Regions from separate parts of the Mus musculus genome. Here regions 2, 3, 4, 5 and 6 are each linked to region 1. The links are chromatin loops, found by intact Hi-C in ENCODE. Cell type or tissue: heart. All regions are shown on one strand.

Region 1 (4,000 bases):
CCTTTCTTCGGAAAGCTGTCTTGTTTTACTATGATACCAATTTCCAAGAATGGGCAGCTCTGCATTTGCCTGAAGATGGTCAGGTCTGCAAGTCTGTGGCAGCAAAGGACCTGGGATTTGAGCTGAGCTCTGTACTGACATTTCCTCGTCTTACACTTGACTTTTTCCTTCCAGTGTTTCTAGTCTTTAATCCTTGATCTTGCAGCTTTTTCGTACTTGTGCAGTTACTTTTCATAGCTCAGGCTTCTGCCACTCTCTGGTTTGCACTGCAGCCAGTGTTCATAAACTAGATTTACTTGCTAATCTAGTCTGCTCTTTAGCTTCCCACCCCTGCAAGCTCCACCAACTGGGCGCTTGTGCACACCATCTCGGAACAGCTGGAGCTACTTGTTCCTTCGTGACCCGGATGAATGGCTCTGAGCCAGACCTGAGCTTGCAAGGATCCTCAGGATTTCTGAATTCCGTCGCACTCTGGAAGGGCCAGGAACCGAGGCGATAAACGCCGAATTCCAGATAGGATTGGAGAAAAACAAACAAACAAACAAACAAACCAACCAACCAATAACAAAAAACAACACTAAAGGGTTTTTTCTGTCCATGTTTAGAATAGAGAAAAATAATTTAGTTAACTTTACAGGGAGTTAGTTATATTTCCATGCACATTAATTACAGTTGAAAGAATCATTAATTGCTATGGAGGCGGCATGTCAGGATGGCCGAGTGGTCTAAGGCGCCAGACTCAAGCTATGGCTTCCTCGCTCTGAGGGTTCTGGTCTCCCCTGGAGGCGTGGGTTCGAATCCCACTTCTGACAGCTGTATTTTTCTTTCACAGACTCATCTGTTCATTTTCTATGCTAGCCTACTCCAGACCTTCCGTGAACCTTGTCCCACTGATCTGTGCTTCAGCCCTAAAGGTGCATTTGACACCAACCATCAACGCACAGAACTGGGACCCCCTGTTGGAAAACAGGCTCGTGGCAGCCATATACTACATGAGCTGTTTGAATCTTGCGCGAACGGTGTAGGAAATGTGCACCAACTCCAATGACAGTTGAAAGTTGAGTGTGGAATTGACAGGGTTAGATATCCTGACCTTTAGCAAGATCAAGGCCATCAAGAGACAAATGCTGGAATACAAAAGGAACTATTCATTGAATAGAAGAAATGCAGGAATTTCCTGAAACTGTTCACCATATGAGACAAAGCAAAGGAAAAAAAAAAAAAGTAGGTTCCACCGAGATTTGAACTCGGATCGCTGGATTCAGAGTCCAGAGTGCTAACCATTACACCATGGAACCACCGCCTTTTGATTGCCTTCCACACTATCCATCTGTAAATTCTGAATTAAAAAAATGCATTATAAGAGGAAAGGAACTTAGCTGTTACTTGAAATTGTTACAAATTTTTGTTTCACAGTAACAAGCTAGAAGTTTCGTTTGTTTTTTCATGAATGGCTCAGCTCTATCCTTGGTTCTTTTATTTATTTTTCCTGCTGGATTGTTTGTTGTTTTCTTTTTCTTTGTCCAATTAATTTTCTTGGTTAGCACACCAATAAAAGGGCCTAATTGTGACGTATCAGTACAAAAAAGTTATTAAACTTCGTTCTTATCCCCTACTTCTTTACTCTCTCTCCCTTCTCTGTTCCCCCCTCCCCACCCCACCCCCGTTTCCAATCTACTTTCACAGCGCATCTAAAGTCACGTCCTCGTGCTCTTTGCAAGCGCATGTTTGGTTTACAAATGGAAGGGAAACAAGACTTTAAATGAAATGTCTATCCTCCTAATTGATCTAGTAGTATTTTTATCGGAGCAACTCAGTTCTTCACTAGAAAAATTTCGTCTTCAGTGCTGGACCACAGAAATGGCCACGTGGTCTGTACAGCGCCTCCTGTCCTGTTCTTCTGCATCTCAGAGCCTGGCAGCACTCAGAGCAGTTCCTGCGATTTGTGCATTTTTTCCCACCACTACAAAAGGCAAACTGGATGTTAGTTAGTCTTGCAGTCCAACCATTAGAAATTGAATTTCTCTATCTCTGTATGTATGTATGTATGTATGTATGTATGTATGTATGTATGTATGTATGTATTATGTATGTATATACATATGTATGTATATGTGTGTGCATGTGTATATATATGTACACACACACACACACACACACACACACACACACACACACGGTATCTACAGACTTGTCATGTGCAACTACTGCATGTCAGAAAGTATCCTGTCAGCTGCAATCAGGAGCTGCAGCTTGTAAATGCTTTTGCCTCAGCACAAGGCAGCCGGTGCGACGGCGGAACCTTCCTCCCTGCTCTACAGTCCCACCATCCGGCCTTGGCGGCTCCGCTGAAGTTCACTCGGGGCGTGCAGCGTGAACGTGGAAAGCAAGACAGGTGGTCTTGAGAAAGAAGCAAAGGTTCACTGTGTCAGGACCGTGGACCAGTTTTAGACTTTGCGGGTGTGATTGTGCACGTCTCTTTTTTCCTTCACTGCACGCCACAGGCTCAACTCTGTGAGTCTAAAGGACTCTATTCCTCCTTCTCTTCCCTGCCTCTTTCTTTTCCTCTCTCCTGACACCCCCACCTTCTTCTCCTCTTCCTAAAGTGTAGACACCCTCTTTCTTTTCCTTTTCCAGCGTGCAATTAAAATCACCGAGTTGCAAGCCTTCATGAGAAGATAATTTCTGAGTTGAGGCCTACCACTGAGAAGGAGGTTCGAGGGCTCCAGGAAATTCTAAGGGGCAACACTAAATCAAGGAGTCCCTAGCTGGTGGGCAAGAGGCAGCACCGAGGCAAGACATTTATGCCATTGTTAATTAATTTACTTTTATTGAAAACATTTCATACAATATATTTTGATCATTTTTGTTTTCCTTTGCAAGGTATTTCTTAGACACACACAGCTCAGATGAGCGCGATTCGGCTTCAAAATGAAATGAGAAGACTGTAGTGATGATGAAGACGTGGTTTTCCGTCTCCTGGTTGGGAAAGAATCCACTTCTTCCGTGGCCTAGGCTGATCTGTCTCTAGTTGCAAGTCGACGCCAGGAAAGCGAAAGATCCACATTCATCCTTCATTCGTTGACTAAGGCCACAAGAAAGAACTTTAGAGTCGTCAGGCCCTAGCCTATATATAGTAGGTGCGGAATAATGTCTCTTAACTTGAATGAATTAAAGAAAACTGTTAACTGTTGCTGGAGCCTTTTGTGTGGTGGACATGCAGAGATTAGGGGAGTGAGTACCACACAAATTACGGGTTTATTAACTGTTGAAGCAATCAGTTAGGAGAGAAGAATCCTAGCTGATGTAAGGGACCGACTGAAAACTGTCCTGTTCAATAGAGAGCACAAAAGTAACCTGTTGGCAGTGGTGGGATTCGAACCCACGCCCCCGAAGAGACTGGAGCCTTAATCCAGCGCCTTAGACCGCTCGGCCACACTACCGTTGATGTAGAGTTTTGAACCATGGCAAAAAACCTCCACTTAGTCGCAATAAAACATTAAAAGAAAAAAAAAAAAAAAAAAAACCGGTTGGCAGCGGTGGGATTCGAACCCACGCCCCCGAAGAGACTGGAGCCTTAATCCAGCGCCTTAGACCGCTCGGCCACGCTACCCCCGTCGAGGGCTGCTTACGTCTCGTCTTTCTGGAGGATCCATAACAGTCCAGACTCCTTTGCACGCGGCTCTCTGCAGCGAGCTTTCATTGTGCACTCTATGCGCTAATGCAGAAGCGCAGGCTCTGTTCTGGCGTTGTATCATGAGGCTTCGCAGCAAAAGCTCTTTTAGGTGCTATCATATCATCACTAAGAAACTACAACTATGAAACGTTAAAAAAAAACCAGCGCTAGTAACAGCAGGAATACGTGATTACGGAAACTCTGACAACGGGTGCCTCCTTAGCGCAGTAGGCAGCGCGTCAGTCTCATAATCTGAAGGTCCTGAGTTCGAACCTCAGAGGGGGCAACCTCAGCTTTTATTTTTTTTTTAATACATTAAACCTT
Region 2 (4,000 bases), 540 kb before region 1:
GTTGTCAGAACAAACTTCGAAAGACTTGAATGTGGACAAAGAAAATCTCAGCGTGCCCTCTGGGAATAATGTAACAATAGTAATGGGGATCGTTTGCTGTCTTTGATGTATCGGGATATCTCAGCTCGATAGAGATTGACTATAACGGATAAGATGTCAGTTTTTTTTCCAGATATTGACTGTGGAAAGGAAGTAGGGCTGGCGTGTGGCCTTTCCTTCTCAAGACCTCACCAGGGACGACACTCAATTCTCCACCAAGCGACTATTGTTCCACACAGACTTTATACTCCTGTATAGAAAAAATTCTCAAGTTGGGAAATCTCCAGAGCTCTAAAGAAATCAAGGAATAAAACACACCATACTGAGCTGGTGGTGATACGCGCCAAGGAGGAAAACGGAGCAGGTGGAAAAGGCTACTCCATGTAACTTTCACAGACACTCTTAAACCGAGCTGGCTATAAGTAGTCTCTTTGAACGGGACATTCGTAGTATGCAGTTTAGAGGCGCACAGACATGCTACTTCTGCACCTGGGTTTACCACCTCCGAGTCTGTTTACCATCCCTCAGCTAATTGAAAGCGCGCTTCGAGATGTTTTCATCTTCATCTCGAAGAAATATTGTGCGCAGCATGCTTTAATTAGTTATTACTTTCGGTTTCTGCAAGCAAATAGAAAGTGAATAAAACTTTGGTTTTGTGTGACGAGGAAAAAAAAAAGCTGCACCTTAGCAGAGGATGGTTTCGATCCATCGACCTCTGGGTTATGGGCCCAGCACGCTTCCGCTGCGCCACTCTGCTAGAGCTGCCTAGGTGTTCTTTGAAATCACACTTGTATAGTTCGATGTGAACACTGTCTTCTGACAGCTTTTTCCAATGTGTAGTGATTAGCTGATTTAATTGGTGATTTACATATAGCAAAATGAGCTCCGAAGGATTTTATTTTAAATAGATAAATGAAATTCAATGTTTCTTTAAGAAAATAGTTTGTCACTAACCTACTAGTCCCTTTCATTTGAAAGAACGATTTTATTTAAAATATGATTACTATGTACGAGTAATTGAAATTTAAGTAGGAAAAACGAATGATTCTAAGACAGATTGTATTTCGAATACATGATTTAGAAAAAAGGAAAACGAGACCTGCATTGGCCGGGAATCGAACCCGGGCCTCCCGCGTGGCAGGCGAGAATTCTACCACTGAACCACCAATGCTCCGGTAGTTTGTACTTTAATCGTACAAGTAATTATACTACCCATACGAGAAAATTCCATTTCAAAATATCACCTTTTTTAAAATAGTTATTAATATCATCTTACACTTTTAATGTTAACTATTAATAATGTTTCTTCCTTATTTACGGCAACACTGGGCGTCCCAAGCACTTGCAAGCCACCAGCTAGTAGACCGTAAGTCTCCATTCGGAGGTGGAAAGATTGACAGACTTGGGTGGTACCGGGGATCAAGGGTATTGAGACCCGGGGAGGGCACTACGGATTATGTGAATATCACCTCAGTGGAGGCGTTTCTCAGAAATCGCTTAGGAATCTGGGTGGACCCTGAAGGAACGTGAGCAGGACAATGAAGAAAAGTTAAGGGAATGAGAAGAGAGTCCAACGGAAAGGTGCAAAAGAGCAGACGAAAGGGAAGAGAGGAACCCCAATGCGCGCGCTGGTATGTCGGATCAGTGCTGCTCCCTACTGGTCGGAAGTCGGAAGACCGGAGGGGCGGATGCTAGAAATGAGGATTCGGCCTTAGGAGGTCAAGGTTGCATTTTCAGAAGTAACTCTGTAATGTTCTTTAGGAAAATCGAGTCTAGCAATGCCAATAAAGGATAACTTTTCCCCAAAGGCACAGTCATGACTTCCATAAAAACATAAAAATGAACTCGGGTTAAATGATTTTGTATAATAAATTCAAGATGTGACTGCTGTAACCTAATCAACAGAAAATCTAAAAAATAAAATGTCGAAATAAAATTGTGAGAAAAGCCATACCTGGTATTTCTTTTGAGCATACTAAATCTGGTTTTGCCCGGGGCCTCCTTTCAGGCCTTCCCAGGTGAGAATATAAATATGCAGCCCTACAGAAACTTCTGGAAAAGTAGAAAGGGTGTCGAAATGCTTTCCAAAAACCTTTAGGATTCCACATATATGTTGGGACAGAAGCTGACGGAGAAGCTCAGTGGTGAGTAAGGAGGAATAGAGAGAAGAGGGAAGAGAAAGAAAATTAAAAACAAAAACAAATAAAAACACACAATCAAAATAACCCCAACAAACTAACCTCTTAGCTATGTAAGCTCAAAATCCTAAATTAAGTAATGCACCCGGAGATAAACATACCCAGGCTTGACCCAGGAAACTTGGCTTGGAGCGTTACCAAAGATGATTAACAGAAGAGGTAAGAGTTGTCAGAACAAACTTCGAAAGACTTGGATGTGGACAAAGAAAATCTCAGCGTGCCCTCTGGGAATAATGTAACAATAGTAATGGAGATCGTTTGCTGTCTTTGATGTATCGGGATATCTCAGCATAGAGGAGAAAGAGCATTCAGCATTGAATCAAAATGCAAAACCTGTTCAGCAAAAGGCTCTGTTAAGACATTTAAAAACAAGCCACAGAGAGGCAGAAAATATGCACAGCATACCTGATGAAGGGTTTCTTATTTATATGTTGTTAATCAATCAAAACCCACAGACACTGAGGAAGGAGAGACTCTGGAAACATTGCTGGGAAGAGAGACCATGGCGTTACGATATCTTTGCCCAGAAGGTTTCTTAGGGTTTCCAGATGTTTAAGATGTCCAAAAAGGTCTCTCCACATTTAGGAAAAACTTTAATGCAAAATCGCTATTGCAAAGAACAAAAAGGACTCCTGCAAAAGAGGAAAGAGTTTTCTGCCATACAGTACTGCGATCATAAGATCTGTGCAGAAGGAATTTCCCTCATGTAAAAAGGAGTTAGAGGCTCAGGTAAAGAAACCCCCAAGTGGAGGCCTCAGAAGCAACATTTCTGTCTCCTCATTGCCCCACCAGAGGATTTAGGACGCACATGTTACTTTTCTTTTTGGCAGATTTACACTATTTGGTGGTGGTGGTGGTGGTGGTGGTGGTGGTGTGTGCATGCGTACCATGGCCTGCATGTGGCATGGCCTGCACCATAGGACATCATAGGACAACCGTTGGAAGCTGATTCTTGCCTTCTCCCCTGGGATCTTAGGACTGAACTCAGATGATCAAGGATGTACTCATCTCTTGAGTGCCATCTCTCCAGCCATGTGCCCCTCTTGTTCAACAAAGCTAGATTCTCATTATTTGTCTTACATGTGATGAGCTAAATTGCTTATCCTCGTCATCGGTCAGGACAAAGTGCTCACTAACTAACCTTCAGTCCCTTTAAGCATGAGCCAGGCAACAAGATGAGCTACCCTGAGTGAAGCACTGTATGATATGATTGTGCTACCCTTTAATCTAAAGTCCTCACAGCTGGCTCTTTCTGATGTAATCCCATCGAAGGAGGTGATTCCTCTTCCGTCGATCCTAAGGCACGGAGATAACACCGCTATCAAGGAAAGAGGTTACTAAGCAAAAACCATAACAAATAGATTTGATCTAATTTCGACATGTTGTGGGAACTTAGAGGTAGACCATTTAAAGACCCAGGGAGAACCCTCTCTTTAGGATTATATTTACTGAAGTATAGGCAGCAATGGACAGTAAAAATGTGCTTGCACAAACAGAAATAGGCTGAATGGGAGCCATAAGATGGCCCCATGACATGATTTGAATATGCTTGGCTAGGAAGTGACACTATTAGGAGGTGTGGCCTTGTTAGAATAGGTGTGTCACTGTGGGCATGGGCTTTAAGACCCTCAGCTGCCTGGAAGTCAGAATTCTGCTAGCAGCCTTCAGATGAAGATGTAGAACTCTCAGCTCCTTCTGCACCATGCCTGCCTGGATGCTGCCACGTTCCTGCCTTGATGATAATGGACTGAACCTCTGAACCT
Region 3 (4,000 bases), 240 kb before region 1:
AGGAATGAAAGGACACTAGAACGTCTCTGACCATGGGAGGAGAGGAAAGTGACAAAGCAGTAGGCTGGGAAGACATTAAAAACACGAGAGCTTGGATTTTATAAATGATCAGGGAAATTCTAAAGACTTTAAAAAAGAAAGTGCCAGACTGTATTTGTGTATTGAGAAGTTCTGCTACTGCGTGGAAACAATGAGAACAAAAGCCAGAGTGGAAGCAAGCCAGAAAGAGTTGGAAAGAGTTGAGAGAAAGTTAAGAACCTAAGCTATCGCAATTCATCCAGAAAGACTTCCACTTAAGTAAAGCGACTAAAAGATACAGTTTTGAAAAACTGATACAACTGAAGGAAGAAACAAATGCACTGCCCTCATTCAATAGATGTTTCTGGAACTGGGACTAGCTTAAGACTCCTGGATACAATTCTAATGCACACAAGGAAATGTTGTAGCTTAGAAGGTGTTTTCAAGGTCTATTCCTGTAAAAACTAGAAAGATCCTTCCTACATTTAACATCCAGTTGCTATGGATTACCTGTAATCCACAAAGAAACCATTTCATAAGTATTTACTAAGTGCCCACTGTGTGTCAGGCAGCAAAACAACTGCAGTTTGATGTGTTCCCATAGTCTTCCCAGAGTGAACTAAAACCAGAAAAGTATAAGAACATTTTCTCATTAGCTTTGGCGTACTTAGCAATAATGGAAAAACAATAATGTCAATCACCTATGTTGCAACACAATCCCCAAAGTATACTGGGTCACAATTACAAGGAAATAGAGGAATAACTTAAATACCCTGAAGGAAGACTCAAAGCAAATCTATTAAGATGATAATATACAGACAAGCCAATGGCTCTTCCACAAGCTGATGGAATGGGAAGAATGGGGAGAGGGGTAGAGTTATAAGTGAAGGAGATTTTAAAACTACATACAAGTGGCCTACAATTGCATCCGAATTGGAATAAATTAATTGTAAAAGAAATCTGACAGAGGGAATTTGAATGTAAACTAGGTATCAGATAGTATTAGGGAACGCTCTTGCTTCTAATTGTGTCTGCTAATGATATGATGAATGTAGGGAAATGTCCGTAGACATGCGTTAAAGTCTGGAGAGCTTGCTCAGTGGTACTTGCAGAGGACACCATGCTCAGCACCCATGTGACTGCTTACAAAACGTCTGTAACACTAGTTTCAGGGTACCCTACACTTTCCGGCCTCCGTGGGCACCAGGCAGCACACAGTGCACAGATGAAAACACTCAACCACATAAATAAAAATTAATAATTCTTTTAAAAATATACTGGGGGATGACATGTCATGATACTTGTAGTTTATTTTACAATAAAGAAAATTATATGAAACAAATGCTGCCCGTGTTTCCGCTTATGAGAAAAGAGTGATAGTATGGCTAAAGGTCTAGCTCACTGGTAGAACGGTCTCACTGTTTAGAAAGGTGCTTAGCATGTCCCTGGTTTCAATACCCAACATCATAAAATAGAAATAAGGGCTGGAGATCCGGTTTGGCGGTAGAATGCTTGCCTACTCTAAGAAGATGCCCTGGGTTCCACTCTCAGCACAATCAATTAATCATCAAGGACTATAACTGTCTCAGGTGTCTCAGGACTGGGTTTGAGCCAGGAAGATCCAGCATCCTCCAGATTTCACCCAGACTCGGAGCCCGGAATCAGGGTTGGATCGCGCCGGCGCAATTGACACCCCCACCCCCACCCCTTTTCCAAATAAGGACTTTAAATCTCCTGGAAAGCGGAGAGTCGGCAAAGCCCGCTGGACTCAACTTCCCAGGTCCCTAACAGCTGTCCCCGTCAAAGACAGGAAGTGCGTCATCGGTCCTGAGGCCAGGAGCCAAATTAAGCCTTCCTTCCCTCCCTCTTTCTAAAAGCAGCTTTTCTCGGGGAATTATGAGATAACTGAGCTTCGATGACGCAAGGCTGTCAAGCTTAGGCCCAAATCGCTACCCCACCATTGGAGGCTGAGTTTGTAGGGCGCGCTGGTAGGGGCACGAAAACAAAAACTGTGGGACTGGAAGTGACTGCTAGTTCCCAGCCTGTATTCCTCCTCAGGTCAGATCTGTTCCCAGCCTTGACTCTAAATTGACAGTGTAAAGAGAGAAGAGAGGCGGCGAAAACGTAAATTTGTTCGTCTTCGGGCATTGCTTTTGTTTTGTTTTTGCCTTCCCTCCTAGAGCCTCCTGTATTTCTCTTGTGGGTTCATACTATAGAATATGGATTCTCAACCCGTGGGCTGCAACACTTTTGGAGAGCCAACGACCTTTTCACTGGGGTACCCTATCAGATAGCCTGCATATCAGATATTTACATTATGATTCATCACAGTAGCAAAATGATGAAATATCGACAAAATAACTTTGTGGTTGGGGGAGGGGGGTCACCACAGCATGAGGAACTTTATTAAAGGGTCTCAGCATTAGGAAGAAGCTGTGGAAGAAGACAAGTATGTGAGCAAGCAATTGCAGTGTGAAATGAGTTAAAACAAAAACTTGTGATTCGGCTAGAGTAGAAAATCCTGTGTGTGCCTGGCAGGTGAGTTAGCAACTGCCTTGCTGAGAAGTAGGCTCCACCTGGACCCACACGGAAACTAAATCAACGGAAAAGCCTGCCGTTTCTGCCTTCCTTTTGTATGTCTCTAAAGCAGGTTCCTGCTCAGCTCTGCATACGGATATGTTAACTCTTTAACTAGTTTCTGACTAAAACTTGATGATACTCATTCCCCATCAAGGTTAAAGCCACAAAGGTGAGACTAAGAGTAGTACTTACGGCCGGCTTTTGCTAATTTCCTATCCCGGATCCTGAAATGGCACCCGAAAGTCCTCCGTTATGGTCCTACGACATGGACAGCAGAGAAAGAGGGCCCTGCAAACAGAAAATCCCACGGGGATGCTTGAGAGGATGTTAGGATTGCCTGATTGACCGGAAACAGTAAGCTGAACAGCCTGCTTAAGAGCTAGAATGACGCAAAGGTGTTTGTACCCATCAGGGCTGTTTTTGATTCAAAAACTGTTTTGCTCCGATTACAGTACAGTTCTTTTGTTGGGTCACCAGACAAAGCATTTTCCCTCTGGCCTGTGTGGAAATGGATCCCAGAGTTCACCAAAGCATGTGGTACTTAAAACGTTCTTGCACAAACAGAAACGTTGGGATTGGGAGAGTGCCTTCTGAGCAAGCAGCTGCAGTTGACATGTAGCTTCCTTAAGGCATTCTTGAAGTGCTTAAGGCAGATAGATCTGACATTAGCTCAGACCAATGGGCTGTGGCTAACAGGCCTTGCTCAGGGTAGCTAGGACCAAGTAAAACAGCTATTAATAAATGAGTTAAATAGTCCCAGCTCTCAATATGATTGAAAATATTAAAAGAAGTGGTAATAATAAAGCCCTATCATTATTTTAATGGTGCTTTAACAGTATTAAAAGTGCTTTAACAATACTTCAAATGTTTAAGCAAGATTGTGTTGAGATACTTGATGCATCTAAAAAACTGAGCAATTCTGACTGACTAGAAAGTAGAATGTGCAGCAAAGAGCACCAACACTTACTTTTCCTGTATCCCCCAGAGAGGAATCTAGGTAATATGATTAAATTCCCACCCAGAAATGTTATTGTAGCAGCTTTTTGGAAAACAGACTATAAGGAAGTAAGAATGGGAGCAGGGGGATCAGTAAAAAACTGCAATGAAGTCCTTAATGAAAGCAGTGTAAGCGGGGATCAAGGTAGTAACCACAGAACTAGAGAAGAGAGCAGACAACACGAGTCAGAAGCTAACGCTGATGTCTTTGTGCCCTTGAAACAGACTGTCATATAGTTAGTTCAGTCTGACCTCAAACTCACTTTTCAGCCCAAGATGGCCTTGAACTCCTGATACTCCTGCCTCTGCTTCCCAAATATGGAAATTACAAGTTTATGCTATTAGTTGATTTTTAAATTTTATTAATTATTCAAAGTCTGTTTAATACAGTCTTGTGCTAAAGGTT
Region 4 (4,000 bases), 850 kb before region 1:
TTACCATGTTCTCCCAAGTGCCAGGATTAAAGATGTGTGCCATTATGCCCAGCTCTTGGAGTGATTTTTATAAATATATATGTCTGATCTCCCATGTATTTACTCCTATGGTAGTACTCAAAACACTTTGATCTCACTTTGATTTTATATTAAAGGCAGATGTGCACAAACACATCTCATATTCTCATTTTCTCTTTTCTTTTTTGAGCCAGGGTCTCATGAAGCCCATGTTGGCCTCTAACTTACTATGTAATGGAGGATTTCCTAAAATTTATGCTCTTCCTGCCTCCACCTCCCCAGTGCTAGAATTACAGGTGTATAACTACAGCCAACTCTTAAATGTGCATATTTAGATGTATGTGTGTGTTTCCAAAATTGTACCAGCTTATATTATTCTAAATTGTTTAACACTAATGAGAGAATTATTTTTTAAAAACTCGTATTTGCTGATGTGTTTTTCCAATCCTGCATATTCAGAAGAGAATGAGCTTGACTCACATGTACAAACATATCCTGCACATTTGTAGAAATACTGCCTCAAAAGGTGCATAAATTTTGAGTATGGATAGAACTTGCCAAATTCACTGAGAGCAGTGCTTCTCGAGTTGTGTGGAGAAAACAATCTTAAGATTGTAAATGAACATACAACTAACTCAGATTCTAGCCCCCGCCACATCTATGAATAAAAACTCGGTAATCTATAAAAACCGGAAGTGGGAAAGAAAGACTAAAACCAGAGATTCTGGTATGCTGGAATATTGTTCTCCCTTTAAAAAGCCTACAGGGATAGAGTGAACTTGAGTAAGACTTGGGGAAGAGATCTGGTTAGGGTTTGATGAAGTGATTGCCTTTTGTGTATTGCTGAAAGGAAACTTCCTAATAGATGGGAGTCTCTGGCGTTGATGGTATTATAGTGTCTAGTGCCTTCAGAGTATGTATTTTGCCTTCAAAGAATCTTTTTTAATTATTTGTTTAATATATAAATGACATAATACAAGCCAAGCTCTGGTTAGCTGTGATGGCCGAGTGGTTAAGGCGTTGGACTCGAAATCCAATGGGTTCTTCCCGCGCAGGTTCAAATCCTGCTCACAGCGTAAGAAAGCTTCAGACACAGCTTTCTGTGGAAGTGTGGTCAAACTTAAGAAAAATTAGGTGTGTTTTATTCCTGTGCTCACTTCTTTTTTTTTTTTTTTAAACTTTCTGTGATTACATCAGAAATGCCACCGGTCGTCTTTAATCCCAGCACTTGAAAGGCAGAAGCAGGAGGACTGCCTAGTCTACGAAGCGAGTTTCCAGACAGCCGGGCCAACACAGAGAAACTCTCGAAAAACAAAATAAAACAAAAACGAAAGGAAAGAAAAAGAGGAGAGAAGAAGGCGGGGAGGGAAAGGGAGAGGAGGGGTTGGGTAAGGAAGGGGAGAAGAGGGGAGGGAAAGCGAGCAGAGGAAGGGCAAATGGTTACTTTAAATAGTTACAGTTCCGTAGTATTTAAAAGAAGAAACAAAAAATCCAAAACCAAAGGGGGGGAAAAAGCTGTTGGGAACAAAAACGGAGTAGAATTCCAGAGTTCATCTGATATGCCAGGCAGGTGGAAATGAGTTAAAGGGAGGATACACTGAGCAGTTTGGACGCTACACAGTAGCACTGCGCGGCATTCAGCATACAGGCTGACCCCGAGGTGCACCAGAAAACCTTTGTCTCTTCTTACTTTTTTAAGTGTTTTCGCTCACATTGTACACTTAAGTAGTATTCAGTCGAACTTCTTTTATATTTTAAAGACAGCTCTCTAGGTAAATCCGGAATGCTGGGATCTAAAGGCTTGCCACCACTTCTGACTCAGCTTAATTTTCAACTGCACTCTGGGCTTTCAAATTGCTGCACGAATTGAGATCGTAAAACGTAAAATACTTAACTTTGTGATGCACACCTGTAATTCCAGAACTCCAGGAGGCTGAGGCAGAAGAACTGCCAGTCAGGGCTACAGAACGATACTATTTGTAAACATAAAAATTTAAAGAAAGAGGTGGGGAAAGAAGGAAGAAGAGGAAAGAGTGGATTTTTGTTTTACTCTATTATTCTGTCAACGGGCTGGCAGTAGGGGTTGTTTCATGTCAGAGGAACCAACTGCGTGTGTTAGTAATGGAAATTGCAAGGTGAAAAGACGAGTTTCTGTAACACAAGTGGTTTAAATTGTTCAAATCAAACATTTGTTGAATTTACTTAGCTTGAAACTAGGGCTATAATTAATTTAAGGTTACAGCTAATAATAACTAGAGTAGAACTTCATCCCTGTGGCGGGCCAGTGGCGCAATGGATAACGCGTCTGACTACGGATCAGAAGATTCTAGGTTCGACTCCTGGCTGGCTCGACCATGTCTCTTTTTAATACAAAGGAGAAACTTTCTTGTATTCAGATCCGTAAGAAAAACATATTAAGTCTTGAAAATCTGACTCTTACTATATCTTTGTCTTGTATGTCAGTGAACAGCATACAAACAGAAAAGGACTATCTATAGACATCACCCAATAGGGTATGTGGAAAACACTGTGTTGAGGAAAAGAAGTCAGTACTGCATGTTGTAATTAAAATGAATTGTCCAGACCACCAAACCTAGAGTTAGGATGTATCACCGGTTGCCAGGTGATGGAGAAAGATAATTTTGAAGTCAGGAAACAACGACGGCGTTGTAACACATGTACACGAAAAACCAGTAAATTGAACAGTTTAAAAGGCTGAACTTTTTTGAAAATCAGAGTATCAGAGGAAAAAACTAAAAATTGATCAATATTTTATTGGCTCATCCGCAACCACCCGTCCCCGCCCGGAGCCGGGCTCCACAGTTGGCTATACTTCTGTCTCTGAGCACTTCCGGGAGTGGTGAGAGTAGGGACAGAGACTGACTCGAGAAAGCGGGCTGAGAAACTTACATATTTGAAACCGATACTAAACAAAAATCCAGATAAAATTTAGAGTTAGAGAGTAGAGGAAGGCCGGGAAGTGCAGCTTTGGGACAGTGTTTGAGCAGGTGGACCTACATTCTTAAGTTTTCCAGGACGCGAGGTTTGAGACATGGAGAAGGGAAGGGGTCGTCAAGGCGAAACCCGGAAGGAACACAGATTAAATTAAATTAAAAGTAAATTGAGATCCTCACCCTATTCTCTATATCTTACTCAGATCGGATAGTTTGAGTTTCAAGCCGTGCTGGAATTAAAAGAATGACGTTACACCGCGCCCAGACTGCGTCTACTCCAAGCTCAATTGAGATAGACGGCGTGAAAAGAGAGCACCTTGGATTTCCTCGTCTTTCTCGTGGAGAACCATCACTAACCCACAGATTCCACCACGAGAGTAGTTTATGCGTAGCGTCGTTAAACGTAGCTATTCCGTCCTCCTCAAGGCACTTGGGCTATTTCGGGGTGTCTCGCTCATCACCTCCCCCTCCATGTCCGTTTTCTTCGGGCTAAGGTGCCTGCAAATCCAACAAAATGACCTGGCCGACTGACCTTGAAACTGCGATAATTTTCGTTATCCACTGCACGTACACACAGCGCTGTGTTGAAACCTGGAGTGCCCCCTAACTTAAGGAGTGCAGATTATTGAGTGATGCATAATTAATTTCTTGAACCATATATGAGCTGAGGTATCCTCGTACCTAATATACTCTGAAATCCAAAGAAAGGCATCCGGGCAGAAATGGAACCTGAGCTCATGAACATGTGATTTCGCCCACACTTGGAAAATAAAGATGAGCTCCCCCGGAAAGAGGACAGGACAGCTAGCTTCCCAGGGAGATACAACTCTGTATTTTACAATTATAATGACGTGCTGACTCTAAGTGAAGGGCTCTCTAACAGGCCCAAGCATGGCAAACGGTGGTGCTAGTAGGTTTTGCCTTTTCCCTCTCCCTCCCTCTCCCTTGCTAAACCATTAGATTACATTCCTAAAGCTAGCCCCCAACGTCTATTCCTTTATTTGGCTACTGATCTATTCCTGAGACTA
Region 5 (4,000 bases), 63 kb before region 1:
TAGTCTTTGGGCCCCCATTCCTGGCTTAATTTCTTCTTATCACTGGGTGTAAGGAGGCACTTGTGACTTCAGATCATGGAACCAGGCACCGTGGGAGACTTTAGTCAGTAGAGCTTGAATTGGGATGGGTAATATTGGAAATGCCTTTGAAAAAGAATACAGCACAGCATTTTGAATGTTAGGATAGCCTTAAGGACATTTACATCCACACAACTTCCACCCCTCACAGGGAAGCAGTAGGCCTCACACAGCCATAACCCTTTCCTTTCAAGACTGTCTAAGGCTTGAGCTAGAGTGGGGCTTAGTGGTACCTAGAGGGTCTGAGTACCACAAACAAACTGTTAACTGAAATTACAAAAACTTCTCAACCTCTCATTTCTCCTGGAAAAAGCAAAACAAAAAAGATGAGGCTGTTGAAGGATAGTCTTAAAATAAACAGAACTGGGTAACTGTGTCTCATTGGGATCAAAATTCAGTTGGGCACAATGGTATGTATTATCCTCAGGCAGACCTGTGGGCCCTATTTTTAAATCTATTTTATTGGGTTCTTATACCTACCACCCTTCCATGCCTTATTCTACCCTAATTCCTTCCAACCTCCCAACACTAGGTAGAAGAGGAAAGTTAGAGGAAAAAGTGGGTGTAGACCTCTTTAGACTACTTCCTGCTAATTAGAGTCATTGGAGTTCCTTGAGGCAAGTCCAATCTTCATGTCAGGATATCTCCAACTTCTTGTCTCTTTGTTCACAACCATTTGGCAGACTACAACAAGAGGAGGAGGAGCAGCCTTCTTGAATCGCCAAGGTCCCTCTCTGGCATTTATCCCCTCTCCACAGTCCCCAGAATTCCAAATGTAAACTGTTTCCACCTAGCAACAATTATGCCCCTACTAGAGCATGAGACAGATCATAATCACCTGCTTTGAAGCAGCCTCTTATCCCACACCTGGGATTAAAACAAAAACCCATTGACATAACATAACTGGATTTTTTAAAGATACCCAAACTCTTTACATGGTCTAGGACTTTGTCCCTTCTTTTCTTCTTCCTTAAATGTCAGAGGTAAATGTGCCCCATGAAATCTATTCCATGTATGTAGAGCCCTAACAGGAGACAGAGAAACAATGACAGTAACCAGGGCCTTTTCCCTCCTATATTGATCATATTCCTTTCACTACGCAAACTGGTGCAGTCCCCATGGCTGGAACTTGCTAATCATTTTCTCCAGGCACAGTGGTGGCAAGAGATGCTGTGAAACTCAACTTTGGAAACAAGAAAAGGGAAGGAGTACAAATGCATCAACAGAGCAAAAAACAGGCTATTTTCTCTGTCAGAGAAAGCCTGGATTCTGAACGGCAGTTCTACCCTCTCTTCACAGCCAAACCCCCGAACGGTAAGACACTTTATTCTGAGAATGCATGTCTTTTGAGCATTTCTGAAAACTCCCTGGTGACATTACAGGCCAGCTTCATCCCTCAGTTCATATTTCCATTACAGTTGCAAAAGATTCTAAATTAAAACGGCATCTTTCACAGCTTAAAAGTGTTAATATGAACATTCTTGAATTGTAGAGAGAACAAAAGCAACAAACACAGATTTTTATCTTATTTAAAAATTGAAAACAAAGACACAAATGTTCAGGTTTACATTATAAGCTATCAGTGTTAATTGCAACATTTTCAAATTTTTTGAATTAAAAGGAAAATAATTATCACATATTCAACTGTGTACAGTGATTCAGAAATTACAAACATCTTAATAGCACGAAGTGAGAAAACAAAGAGAACAGGAGCAAGAAGATTATTCAGACGTAGAAATCCATGATTCCTATCTTCTTAATCTATAAGTACATTCAGACGGAAGCCTCGTAAACTTTAATGTCGAAGGATCGGCCTGGATTACCATTTAAAATACGGTTCTAATTTTTGTACACTGCTAACCCAGATTGCGATTTCTCTCTAGGGTCTCGACACCGTCTCTCCGACAGACGGCGCTGCTGTCTCAGGTGAGTGGATTCCAGGGATCATCTGAAAACAAACCGGGAACCCACGTGCCGAACTGTAGGGCGATGCGGTAAAAACAGCTATTTCAACAGGAAAATTTAGAGAACCTGTGCCATTCTCCTGTTACCATTGATCCTTTTCTTTCCTGGAAATGAAGGTAGATGGTCACGTTACCTTCAGAACCTGAACCTTGCCGTTTTTGGACTGAGAGAACCGCTGTTCCTAGCTGTATTTTGATTTTCCATCTTCTTCTGATGCTATGAGATGGTATCGGCTCGGCAGCAGTGAAGTGAAGTGAAGGTTTGCTGTTTGTCCCGCAGCATAATATTGTATGGAAGGGTTTGACTTTCTCTTCGAGCAAGGAAAAGTGTAAGTATATTTGTTGGAGAAAAGCGAGCAGATGGAGGCTTGAAAACACTGGAGGTGCCGGGGATTGAACCCGGGGCCTCGTGCATGCTAAGCACGCGCTCTACCACTGAGCTACACCCCCGACACAGCTAAGCTCTTGGGAATACATTCAAGACAGAAATCTGACTTTTACTAGGTTTTGGAAGTATGAACAGAAGCCGAAGGCCATAATTATTTTCACCGATTTTTTTGAAAATCAAGCCAAATCCTGGCATCTGACCATCTGCGCGCTCCCGGGTCCGAACCAACAGCTTTTCGAAGCTCTGGGTTCTGTGTGCATGGATCCACCTCCCTGAGCCCGGGAAAGAGCCAGGTTGAATACTTTTTGTCCGACTTTATTCCCCTCTTGTCCGCCGCCTAATTTTAAATGATTGCAGAGCCCGGAACGATGTACCTCCTCTGTAATCCCAGCGCTTGGGGTGGAGACAGGAGGATTATCTAGAATTGCAAGACAAACCAGAACTATACCGTGAGACTCTGTTTCCAAAACTGAAAAATGAGAGAGGAGGAGCGGGGAAAGTGAGGGAGAGAGGGAGAGAGGGAGAGAGAGAACTAAAGGCGTTTTGTTTGTTTGTTTGTTTTTGTTTTTTTTTTCAGATCGAAAGTTGTGACTCCTGATGATAAATTAATGTGAACAAAGGATATAGGTATATATAATTACGTGATCACAGATGACATAAGTGTGGAAAAGTGAGCTGTTTAGAGGAAGGGAGAGGACCAACCAGAGGGGGTGGAGCAATGGAGAAGGTAGTGAATGATATGAAAATGCAATAACGAACCTAACTAATTCGTGTGCTGACATAAAATTAATAATAGTAATAATAAAATTACAGTAGTGTACTTTTCTTATTTCTCCTCTTAAATGATTTATAATGCAACCGTATAAAGATATGCATGGTTGAGAATATAACACAGGGCTGAAATATGTGTGTGCAACATTTGCCAATGACAGTACAATGGATGTCGCCAGAACAAAGAAGAATTGGGCTAAGAAAGTGACAGGTACTAAGTCAATTAATAATACCAATATAATTTTTTCTTTACAACTGATAGATGCAATGAGTATCACATTAATATCACAAGAGCAGAAAGCCTAGAGCTTTGTAGGTGTGACCTTCCCATATATAACTGGAGTTAATTTTTCATAAAACAAGGTAATCCCAATTTGTGAACTTGTATAGTGTAAACTACATAAATAAGCCACCTAAATGAAAGCTTTAAAAAATGTTGTGAATATATCATTAATAAAATCTAAGTGCTGTATTAGAAAGTATTCACTTACTATTAAAAAAAGATTTGAAGAGTGAAGTAGAAATGAGATGTAGAAAACCGAAAGGGAAAATGATGGCACAAACCCAGCTGTTCCAGTTCTATTAAATATGAATGAATTAAACAATCCAATTAAAAGGCATAGACTGTAGGCTTGGATTTTAACATCATGCTCCAAGTGAGTAACACCAGCAAGATGAAAAGACATGAGGAACCCAGTGTAGTGACTCCTGCCTTCAGCATTTGGAAGGCAAAGGCTGGTACATCTCTATTAATTCAAGGCCAGCCTTATAGTCACAGTGAGTTCTAGGACAGTCAGGG
Region 6 (4,000 bases), 100 kb before region 1:
TTTCTTTTCGTACTGTAATAAGTCAGTTTCTTCTTCCGTGTCTCTTGGAGTGCTTCTTGGCTTTGTATTCACCGCGATGTAAACTCAGCCCAGAAGTCTGATTAAACTCCACAGTGCTGTCTCCGCAGAAGCATTCTCCAACCAGGTCTTTGCTCACCTTCATGTCCACATTTTCTGCTCTGCTAAGCATATTCGAATCCATAAGCAATAGAAAAGGTGGTCTTTAAATGTACAGAAGGAAAGTCATGCTAGAATACGTGATTATCCTGAGTTGCTATTTTTTCACTCAGTGTTGTGAGAAAATAAAAATACCATTACTATAAGATTGTTCCATTGCTCTTGTTAGACGATCGTTATTAAAAAGAAAATTCCCTTGCCAGATATGGTGGCCCGCACCTTTAATCGTAACGCTTGAAGCAAAGGCTGGAGGAACTCTGAGTAGGGCAGCCAGGGCTACACAGAGACCCTATCTCAAAAACAAACAAACAAACAAGGAACATCCATTTCTTAAAAGAAAGCATCCCTGCATTTCTACAGCAGGGGCAGAAAGCCAAGTGGGTAGGAAGCCGAATGGGTGGGGGAGGTGGGCTCCCCTCGCCCGCTGATGGAAGTTTTGGAAAAAGGAACTTGTGACCTCTTTTGCACTTGCGACCCCTTCTGCACCAGCGCTGTGCAACTAGCTTAGACTAACGATTCCTTAATCCCCACCACCACCACCACCACCACCCCCCCCCCCACACACACACACCCCGTTAAGACCCCAGGTGACGTAGACCCAAACCCACTACTGAATCTCAAAGCAAACTAGAGAATCGAAAGAAGCTGAAAAGAGGCGGAGAGACCTGCCTTTGACCCGAAAGGTAAAAAGCACAGAGATAGGAGACATCAATTCTCTCACTCATTCACTCAACAAACCGCGGCAACCCCGCTTAAGGAGCCGCTAGCGGTCCAGAATTGGGCTCTTTCCAAATTGTTATAATTGATGGTTGGACAGAAGTTCCCTGAAACCCGCTAGAGTCGCCGAGTCCCACAAGCAGCTTCCAGGCCGTCAACAGACTTTTTCTGTTCTGGGACACCAACTGAGGTGTCCTATGTCCCCTATCTCCCGCTGCTGGGCCGTTGTACGCACGGAGGGCCCAGGCATCAAACGCTCCTGGAAATTCTCTTGGTCCACGTTTGGCTTCTCGCTCTTTTTATTTTTGTAAAATTTATTCATTTGGAACGAGAAGAGGGTTTGCGGAAGTTTAGGCATATTCTTTGTTGTCCCGCCATTTTCAAGAGGGAGGACGGCACCTTACGGAGAGTATTGTCTTCATCCACAAGACAAAATGCTCCACAAAGGAAAAAAGATAGGCCCCACTGGGATTCGAACCCAGGATCTCCTGTTTACAAGACAGGCGCTTTAACCAACTAAGCCATGGAGCCAACTGCTGTACCAAGCCTGAAAACATACCTCTATTTAATTTCTAAGGGTCATTTTGTTCATTTATTTTTAAAGTAATTTAATTGTATGTTTAAGTGTTTTGGGGGTTTGAGGGTTTTTTATAACTGTATATTTAATTTAAATTTATTGTGTATTGCTCACGTGGAACGCTCTCGAAAAGACAAAGAATATCAATTGTCTGTGAAAGTGCTCAGCCTTCATTCGATTCCTATCGCACAGGGTCCCTGCTCCCACTGAACGAGTCGGGGAAAGGAGAGGGACACGGCACAGGACGGGTCTCTTGCCTGCAGAAACCCACTTTCTGACTTCTGAATCCTCGCACCAGAGTCTTTGGAACCAGGGGGACATTTACTATCATTTCCCCCTTTGATCGCGGTTGTTTGCATTTAACTAATTAACTTCTTTTCACCTTGTTTTGTTTGAGATACGATCTCAATTTTGTAGCACAGACTCGCCTTCAATTCAGGGCAATTCTTCTGTCCCGAGCGCTGGGGTTACAGGGGTGAGCCGTAACACCGTCTGTCTTCAAACGTTGGGAAAATTCGGCTGGTTACTTATTTAAATCCTGACGTATTTTTTCATTCTAAAAATCCCCTAATTACTCTTACAACCCAAGATTATGTGACCCCCTTCATCAAGTCAGCTAATGTATAGGAAGGCCATATTTTCAGAATTAGGATAACGATAAACGCACAGTAACTTTCAAGTGGTCACCAGAGGGACCCAAAGGGTTGCTTACAGCAGGACAGAATGAGGATAGTCCACAGTTTCCATCCAACACTGCGGCTTACGTTTCCATCCATCAATGCGGCTTACATTTCTTTATCCCAGCATGAGTCTAACTGGCTCAGCCGACTGTAGTGCGGTGGGAAGAGTAATCTCACCCAGGAAGAGGCAGCAAACGCTCTGGCAATGGTCTACTCCAACGAGCAGCCGGGGGTTCTATGTGCAAAACTCAGAAAAATGCATTGTTGGTATTTCTTTCCTGTGTTCTCTCCCTGTGTGTGTTGAAAACGCTAGGTGTTGTGATTTTTTTAAACTTGTACTATTGAACACTCGAGCATCCATTTTATAAAGGTAAACTGAATTCTGCAGATGATGGTGTTGTTTATCTATAATCCCAGCAGTCAGGAGGCTGAGGCCGGGAGTATGGGACCTCGCTCTGTAGCCCTGTGGAGGTTTCTTCAACGACTGCTGCAGAAACTCAAGTGGAAAAATACTTTGACAAAGCTATAAGAAAGAAAGAAAGAAAGAAAGAAAGAAAGAAAGAAAGAAAGAAAGAAAGAAAGAAAGAGAGAGAGAGAGAGAGAGAGAGAGAGAGAGAGAGAGAAAGGAAGGAAGGAAGGAAGGAAGAAAGGAAGAAAGAAAGGAAGAAAGAAAGAGAAAGAAAGGAAGAAAGAAAGGAAGAAAGAGAAAGAAAGAGAAAGAAAGGAAGAAAGGAAAGATAGAGAAAGAGAGAAAGAGAGAGAAAGAGAGAAAGAAAGACAATCAACCTAATATGACCAAGTCACTGATCTCCATGGTCCCAGGGAGTCCCACAGAATAAATAAGACGCTTTTGGAGGCAGTTGTTTCAATAAAAGTCTCTCATGAAGATTCTAAAACACTTCATTCTGCCCTAAATCACTTGCTGTTCGCTGTTTCTCTTTATCTCTTTGCCACAGAGAGTTGTGTTTGTATGTTTAGTTTTATCTCTCTTGCTTTGGAATTGTTTTGTAACAGGAAGAGTCAGGACTTGTTATCAGATCCAGAATATTCTTACCATTGATCTAGCGATCACCTGTTCTCTGCCCTCTCTCATGAGCAGGTGACAGAACTCTTCAGTCTTTCCTCCGTTACTGTAATTCTTCTATGATATCCCCTTTCCTTATCTGTTTGGCTTTCGAGATACTTCCTGTTAGCTCTGAACAAAAGATTAACTGAGTCACTTAAATTTTAAACATTGGGATCACATAACAGAATACATGTGCAAGTCCCTCAACACGGTGCATGGATAAACTCCCTGTAGACATCACCCATCCTATGAGCAGAGTACAGACTTAGTGGCTCTGCCAATGGCCATCCTTCTCCCTCTACTCTGCTAAGGTCTCTTCAAAATTCTGCAACCGCATTGTGAGTGCTTTCTCTTTAAGTTTCTATTCTATAGAATCTCTAATCTATGCCGCCATTTACAGTTCATATATAAAAGAAACAATACTTTTGTATCCTCCTACAACCTGACTTTTCAAAAAATTACACATCTTAAACTTAATCCATAGTGGTCTGTATAACTGTAGGCCATTCGTTCTTACTTATTTTTAACGTTATTACTTTATTTCTTTATTACTTTAAGACAGGGTCTTGCTATGTAACCCTGGATTGCCTCAAATTTCTAGCAGCCTTTCTGCCTCTGCCTTTTCAGCCCAGGGGCTGCTGGCTCGAGTTAGCAGGTACCTACCAGTCTGAGCTGTCTTAGGTACACTTTCTACTGATGTGATGAAACATCACAAACAATACAACTTGAGGAGGAAAGGGTTCATTTCAGCTTATATTTCCAGGTAACAGTCCATCACTGAGG

What was found. A loop is a pair of places that touch in the nucleus more often than their neighbours do. Peaks named below come from ENCODE experiments on the same cell type or tissue, not always from the same donor. Only the 100,000 strongest peaks of a DNase experiment are listed, where the experiment ranks them.
Region 2: it touches region 1 in a loop (9-fold over the local background); 20 of 42 quality-filtered maps call a loop at or near these places.
Region 3: it touches region 1 in a loop (3-fold over the local background); 3 of 42 quality-filtered maps call a loop at or near these places.
Region 4: a loop joins it to region 1, with 4 times the contacts of the local background. A loop is called at or near these places in 19 of 42 quality-filtered maps.
Region 5: it touches region 1 in a loop (3-fold over the local background); 16 of 42 quality-filtered maps call a loop at or near these places.
Region 6: it touches region 1 in a loop (3-fold over the local background); 17 of 42 quality-filtered maps call a loop at or near these places.

The regions. Positions count from the first base shown.
Region 1 is chr13:21,169,649-21,173,648 of GRCm38, reverse strand. It overlaps Gm32298 (a long non-coding RNA gene), which reads right to left. Exons shown (of 3, transcript XR_382107.1): 3 at 2,875-3,085. It overlaps n-TMcat15 (a tRNA gene), which reads left to right and starts at 3,890; the gene lies at 3,890-3,962. It overlaps n-TLaag7 (a tRNA gene), which reads right to left and starts at 3,613; the gene lies at 3,532-3,613. n-TLaag5 (a tRNA gene) reads right to left here and starts at 3,443; the gene lies at 3,362-3,443. It also overlaps n-TQctg7 and n-TLcaa4. In heart, a CTCF peak has its summit at 1,897; DNase peaks (open chromatin) are centred at 388, 868 and 3,758; H3K4me3 peaks cover 4,000 bases; H3K27ac peaks cover 1,668 bases.
Region 2 is chr13:21,707,790-21,711,789 of GRCm38, reverse strand. n-TGgcc7 (a tRNA gene) reads right to left here and starts at 1,210; the gene lies at 1,140-1,210. It overlaps n-TMcat7 (a tRNA gene), which reads right to left and starts at 796; the gene lies at 725-796. In heart, a CTCF peak has its summit at 1,702 (motif pointing left); DNase peaks (open chromatin) are centred at 769 and 1,659; H3K4me3 peaks cover 1,973 bases; H3K27ac peaks cover 1,169 bases.
Region 3 is chr13:21,406,424-21,410,423 of GRCm38, reverse strand. No RefSeq gene overlaps it. Among named protein-coding and RNA genes, the nearest start is that of Zkscan3, 5.7 kb to the right of the region's middle. In heart, no CTCF peak of the experiment used is centred here; DNase peaks (open chromatin) are centred at 1,813 and 2,863; H3K4me3 peaks cover 1,587 bases; H3K27ac peaks cover 1,888 bases.
Region 4 is chr13:22,019,513-22,023,512 of GRCm38, reverse strand. n-TRacg1 (a tRNA gene) reads left to right here and starts at 2,297; the gene lies at 2,297-2,369. n-TScga1 (a tRNA gene) reads left to right here and starts at 1,013; the gene lies at 1,013-1,094. In heart, no CTCF peak of the experiment used is centred here; DNase peaks (open chromatin) are centred at 1,082, 2,322 and 2,842; H3K4me3 peaks cover 3,402 bases; H3K27ac peaks cover 1,890 bases.
Region 5 is chr13:21,232,537-21,236,536 of GRCm38, reverse strand. It overlaps Gm32525 (a long non-coding RNA gene), which reads left to right. Exons shown (of 5, transcript XR_003950579.1): 2 at 1,228-1,392; 3 at 1,962-2,004; 4 at 2,160-2,425. It overlaps n-TAagc17 (a tRNA gene), which reads right to left and starts at 2,492; the gene lies at 2,421-2,492. In heart, a CTCF peak has its summit at 1,973; DNase peaks (open chromatin) are centred at 1,996 and 2,466; H3K4me3 peaks cover 1,845 bases; H3K27ac peaks cover 369 bases.
Region 6 is chr13:21,273,381-21,277,380 of GRCm38, reverse strand. It overlaps n-TTtgt4 (a tRNA gene), which reads right to left and starts at 1,425; the gene lies at 1,352-1,425. In heart, a CTCF peak has its summit at 2,155 (motif pointing right); a DNase peak (open chromatin) is centred at 1,340; H3K4me3 peaks cover 2,712 bases; H3K27ac peaks cover 1,027 bases.